Regions from separate parts of the Homo sapiens genome. Here region 1 is linked to region 2. The links are chromatin loops, found by intact Hi-C in ENCODE. Cell type or tissue: GM12878. All regions are shown on one strand. Links, peaks and the distances in the headings refer to the core of each region. The heading gives the core; the rest is flanking DNA.

What was found. Hi-C counts contacts between places; a loop is a spot of excess contacts. Peaks named below come from ENCODE experiments on the same cell type or tissue, not always from the same donor. Only the 100,000 strongest peaks of a DNase experiment are listed, where the experiment ranks them.
Region 1: a loop joins it to region 2, with 4 times the contacts of the local background. A loop is called at or near these places in 7 of 110 quality-filtered maps.

The regions. Positions count from the first base shown.
Region 1 is chr7:2,849,858-2,852,780 of GRCh38, forward strand. No RefSeq gene overlaps it. Among named protein-coding and RNA genes, the nearest start is that of GNA12, 7.0 kb to the left of the region's middle. RefSeq lists a silencer at 1,782-1,901. In GM12878, for the core only: no CTCF peak of the experiment used is centred there; a DNase peak (open chromatin) is centred at 1,794; H3K27ac peaks cover 392 bases.
Region 2 is chr7:2,783,870-2,786,792 of GRCh38, forward strand. The region is part of intron 2 of GNA12 (G protein subunit alpha 12); the gene reads right to left. Among named protein-coding and RNA genes, the nearest start is that of GNA12, 59 kb to the right of the region's middle. In GM12878, for the core only: no CTCF peak of the experiment used is centred there; a DNase peak (open chromatin) is centred at 1,492.

The DNA.
Region 1 (2,923 bases), core at 240-2,739, 66 kb after region 2:
ACTTAAGGGGACCGAGGTGCCAGAGAGAAGAAGAAAAAGTAGGATATCTCACATAATGGTAAATGAATGAATGGAAACTTTATATCGCCATCATTGTCACCACCATCACTATCACCATTGTCACATCACTGTCACCATCACCATCGTGATCATCATAATCATCATCACCACCATCACTATCACCAACACCAGCACCATCATCATCATCACCACCACCATCACTGTCACCATCATCACCACCATCACTATCAGCATCATCACCATCACCATCATCACCACCACCACCATCATCATCACCACCTTCGCTATCACCATCACTATAATTACCACCATCACTATCACTATCACCATCATCACCACCACCACCATCATCACCACCATCACTATCGCCACCACCATAATCACCACCATCACTATCAGCATCATCACCATCACCATCATTGCCACCATCACTATCACCATCACCATCATCGTCACCATCACTGTCACCATCACCATCAGATCATCATAATCATCATCACCACCATCACTATCACCAACACCAACACCATCATCATCATCACCACCATCACTGTCACCATCATCACCACCATCACTATCACCAATACCAACACCATCATCACGACCATCACTATCAGCATCATCACCATCACCATCATCACCACCACCATCACCACCATCACTATCATCATCACTATAATCACCACCATCACTATCACCATCACATCATAACCACCACCACCACCACCATCACTATCACTATCACCCTATCACCACCATCATTATCACCATCACCATCACCATCACCATCATTATCACCATCACCATCATCACCATCACTATCACCATCACCACCACCATCAACATCACCACCATCACTATCACCACCATCACTATCATCACCACCATCACCATCATCATATCACCACCATCACTATCAGCATCACTATCACCATCTTCATCATCACCACCATCACTATCACCATGGTTCCACCTTAGAAGAATTGTCAATGGCATAAAAAGACATTGTATTTGGCTGGGGACAGTGGCTCATGCCTGTAATCCCAGCATTTTGGGAGGCTGAGGCAGGTGAATCACCTGAGGTCAGGAGTTCAAGACCAGCCAGGTCAACATGGTGAAACCTTCTCTCTACTAAAAATACAAAAATTAGCCGGGTGTGGTGGTGCACGCCTGTAATCACTGCTACTCATGAGGCTGAGGCAGGAGAATTGCTTGAACCCAGGAGATGGAGGTTGCAGTGAGCCAAGATCATGCCACTGCACTCCAACCTGGGTGACACAGTGAGAATCTGTCTCAAAAAAAAAAAAAAGAAAAAAAAGAAAAGAAAAAGAAAGAAAAGAAAAGACATTGTACAACAACAGCAAATCATAATTTTAAAAAATTAATGGAAGAGGGAATGGTAAACATTGATAACAAAACAAGAGACCTAGAAGATTAAAAAAAAAAAAAATCTCAAAACCCAGAGAACAAGTATAAAGAGATGGGAATTATAAGAGGAAGGGCAGGACAGTTAGAGGAGAGATCCAGGAGTTCTAATATGTGAACTGTGAGTTCCAAGAGGAAGGGGAAAGAGATGGAGAGGAGGAAATATTTAAAGAAATAATAGATTCCCTTTTCTGACAGTATAGTGAGCAAAACACTCAGATCAACCCTCCTGCAGCAACAATTTAAAATGCTGTACAAACCACACAGAAGGTTTTTTTTTTTGTTTTTTTTTTTAAGTGTTACTGAGCTGAGTAAGAAAGCCTCAGAGGCTAAAATCAAAGTGAAAGCAGAAATTCAGAGTTAAACTGACACACTGTGAGGCCTCTAGCTGCCTCAGGGGCATCTGCAGAACCCTTGTAAATCTGACCTTCTGGCCGGCACAGTGGCTCACACCTGTAATCCCAGCATTTTGGGAGGTTGAGGTGGGTGGATACCTGAGGTCAGAAGTTCGAGACCAGCCTGACCAATATAGTGAAACCCTCTCTAATAAAAATACAAAAATTAGCCAGGTGTGGTGGCACATGCCTGTAATCCCAGCTACTCAGGAGGCTGAGGCAGGAGAATCACTTGAACCTGGGAGGCAGATATTGCAGTGAGCCGAGATCGCACCGCTGCACTCCAGCCTGGGTAGCAAAGTGAGACTCCATCTCAAAAAATAAACAAAAAATAAAAATAAACAAAGACCAGCTATATGCTTATAAGAGACACACCACACTTTGGGAGGATGAGGTGGGCGGATCACAAGGTCACGAGATAGAGACCATCCTGGCCAACATGGTGAAACCCCATCTCTACTAAAAATATTTTTAAAAAATGAGCTGGGCGTGGTGGTGCGTGCCTGTAATCCCAGCTACTCAAGAGGCTGAGGCAGGAGAATAGCCTGAACCAGGGAGTTGGAGGTTGCAGTGAGCCGAGATTGTGCCACTGCACTCCAGCCTGGTGACACAGTGGGACTCTGTCTAAAAAAAATAATAATAATAAAATAAATAAATAAAATAAATAAAAAAAGAGACACACCCATTAAGGACCCAGAAAAGATCAAAGATCAAAGTAAAAGAATGGAGAAAGATTTACCACGCAAGTATTAACCATAATAAGTATAGCATATCAATATTAATAGAAGGCAAAATAGATTTTAAGCCTAAAAGAATTAGAATTACTAGTGATAGAGAGGGTCATATATGCAATAAAAGCAAGGTATAACCATTCTAAACTTGTATGCACCTAATAATATAGCCTCAAATATTTAAGGCCAGGCTGGCTGCAGTGGCTTATGCCTATAATCCTAGCATTTTGGGAGGCCAAGGCAGGAAGATTGCTTGAGTTCAGGAGTTCCAGACCAGCCCAGGTAATATAGTGACACCCTGTCTCTACAAAAATTTAAAAAATTAGCCAAGCATAGTGGTACATGGCTATT
Region 2 (2,923 bases), core at 247-2,746:
AGACAGGGTTTCACCACATTGGCCAGGCTGGTCTCAAACTCCTGACTTCAAGTGATCCACCTTCCTCAGCCTCCCAAAGTGCTGGGATTACAGGCGTAAGCCACCATGCCTGGCCTAATAAATTTATTTTTAACATTTTATCTAGCATTTTAAATTATTTTCAGCAGGTCTTTAGATAACTAGTCCACTATAACTAGAAGCTGGAAATCATTTTTATCTCATTTTATTTAATTTAAAATTTAACATTTATTTTATTATTTTATTTTGACACAGGGTCTTGCTTTGTCACTGAGGCTGAGGTGCAATGGTGTGATCATGGCTCACTGCAGCCTCAACCTCCCAGGCTCATGGGATCCTCCCACCTCGGCTTCCCGAGTAGTTGGAACTATAGTCACATGCCACCACACCTGGATAATCTTTTTGTATTTTTGGGAGAGAAGGGGTTTTGCCCCGTTGCCCAGGCTGGTCTTGAACTCTGGACTCAAGCAATATGCCTGCCTCACCTACCAAAGGGCTGGGATTACAAGTATCAGCCACCATGCCCAGCCAAGCTGGAAATCTTACAATTACTATATTAGGATAAATTCCTGGGACGATGAATTACTGCCAAAGAATAGAATAACACTTTATGTTTTGACACAAACTGTGGAACTTCCTCACTGTATACTCCTACCTTTTATGTATGATAGTACCTACTTCCTGAGACCCAATCAGCCCAAAGCATTATTCTTTAAAATCACTCCCAACCTAGCTGACAAAGCTATTTCACCATGACTTTAATTTATGTTTCCACAATGAGTGGCATGGATGATGACCCTCTTCCTTCTTTCCTTCGCTTTCTCCTGGGGATGCATCCCTTGTGTACTGATTCGCAAGCGCCCTCTCACTCCTTTAGCATACAGAAAACACCTTTGTTATAGGTTGCAATTTTCCCCAAATTTGTCATTTGACTCTTAATTTATGTTGACTTTTGCCATACAAATGTTAAAAACGTTTATGTATTCAAATCCATCATTATTTTCCTTTAGGGTTTCTGGTCTTGCTGTCACATAAAGTATTTCATTATTAACTCTATTACATCACACATTTTTACCCTGGGCCACTATGTACTGGCTTAAGGATCTATGTTAAAATACTTAACACTTCATTTTTTTCCCCTAGAGGAGTAGATTTTTAGAGGTTTATAAGTATATAATACTCTTCGTGATTAATGAAATGAAGGGGAAAGGCCAACATCACAGGCAGAAACACATTAAGTTTCTCACCAGTGCAGGATCCAAGAATAGCAAATACCTCAGCTTCCTGCTTCTGTATCCTCAGGCAAGAGCCACCCCAGAGGAAAAGCAAGTGTCCCACCCGCTCCAGAGCTGGGATCAGCACCCAAGTAAGCATGAGACTACCCAGGCTACTCTAAATTCTTCTCAAGCCTGTCTGGGTCATTCATTAGCTTTGTCACGTCAGGCAAATTTCTTCAAGTCTCAGACCTCAAACGGTGTCAATATCAAATAGGATTTGGTAGGGGAATTTCTCAGGTCCTTCTGACTGTAACAGTTAAGAAAGCTCTGAATCACACTATGGAAGTTAATTTAGCGTGAAAGGTTAAAAACGGTCACACATATATACAGTACCAAACCAAAACTAAGAAAGTAAATTCTGATGGTTTAATATCTGAAATAACTCTATTTTCTCTAGAAATTATTCACTTATTTCTGACATTGTGACTTATCCTATGAGCTGAAAAGTGATGCGGTCTTCATGTGTAAGTGTATTGTACATGTGCATATACACACACATTTTTCTTCATGTGTAAGTGTATTGTGTATGTGCATACACACACACATTTTTCAGATAAACAAGCTGTGGTACCTCCATACTAGGGAATACTACTCAGAAATAAAAAGGTACAATGGCTCATGCCTGTAATCCCAGCACTTTGGGAGACTGAGGTGGGTGGATCACCTGAGTTCAGGAGTTCAAGACCAGCCTGGCCAACATGGCGAAACCATATCTCTACTAAAAATACGAAAAATAAAAAAATAAATAAAAAATTAGTCAGGTGTGGTGGCGGACGCCTGTAATCCCAGCTACTCGGGAGGCTGAGGCAGGACAATCGCTTGAACCCAGGAGGTGAAGGTTGCAGTGAGCTGAGATCGCACCACTGCACTCCAGCCTGGGTGACACAGCGAGATTCCGTTTAAAAAGAAGGTACACTGGAAAGGGGCGGCATGAGGGAGGCCATGGTGGGAGATGGTTCTGTATTTCGACTGTGGTGTTACACATGTAATACAGTGACACAGTACTACATGCACACGCTCACCAATGCCAGTCTCCTGGTTTTCATCCCGTGCTATAATCCTGTAAGATGTCATCATTGGGGGGAGACCAGGTGACACACACAAGGACTATCTGTGTAACTTCCTGTGAATCTGTAATTAGTTCAAAATGAAAAATTGAAAAAAAGAAAAGGGAGTTGGAAAAAACGGGCGCCTGGCGATAAGACTGGTACGAATCAAAAGATGCTTATTCCCAAAGAAAAATAAAGCAGCAAAGAATGTCAATAGCCAACTAAGAAGAGAATAAATGTAAATGGCCAATAAACATATGAAAAGAACCAATGATTATGAAAAGTTCGACTTACCAAGCTGGCAAAACTTACAGAAAACTAAACGTATAAACATATTATATCTCTGTCTGTCTGTCTATCTATGGAAGACTAAGCATATAGAAGTCTAAAGCCATATAGCTGAGGTATGGGGAAAATCCTCTCATGCACCTGGTAGGGGCTGGTGCGATTTGCTGACTTTAGTTTTCACTAATTAAACACTAATCGAATGCTTGAGAAGTCAGCTAGTCCGTGACCAGCACAGACCGGGACTGATGCTGTCCCTGGGGCAGGTGTCTCTGAGCTGCTATAACCTCTCCC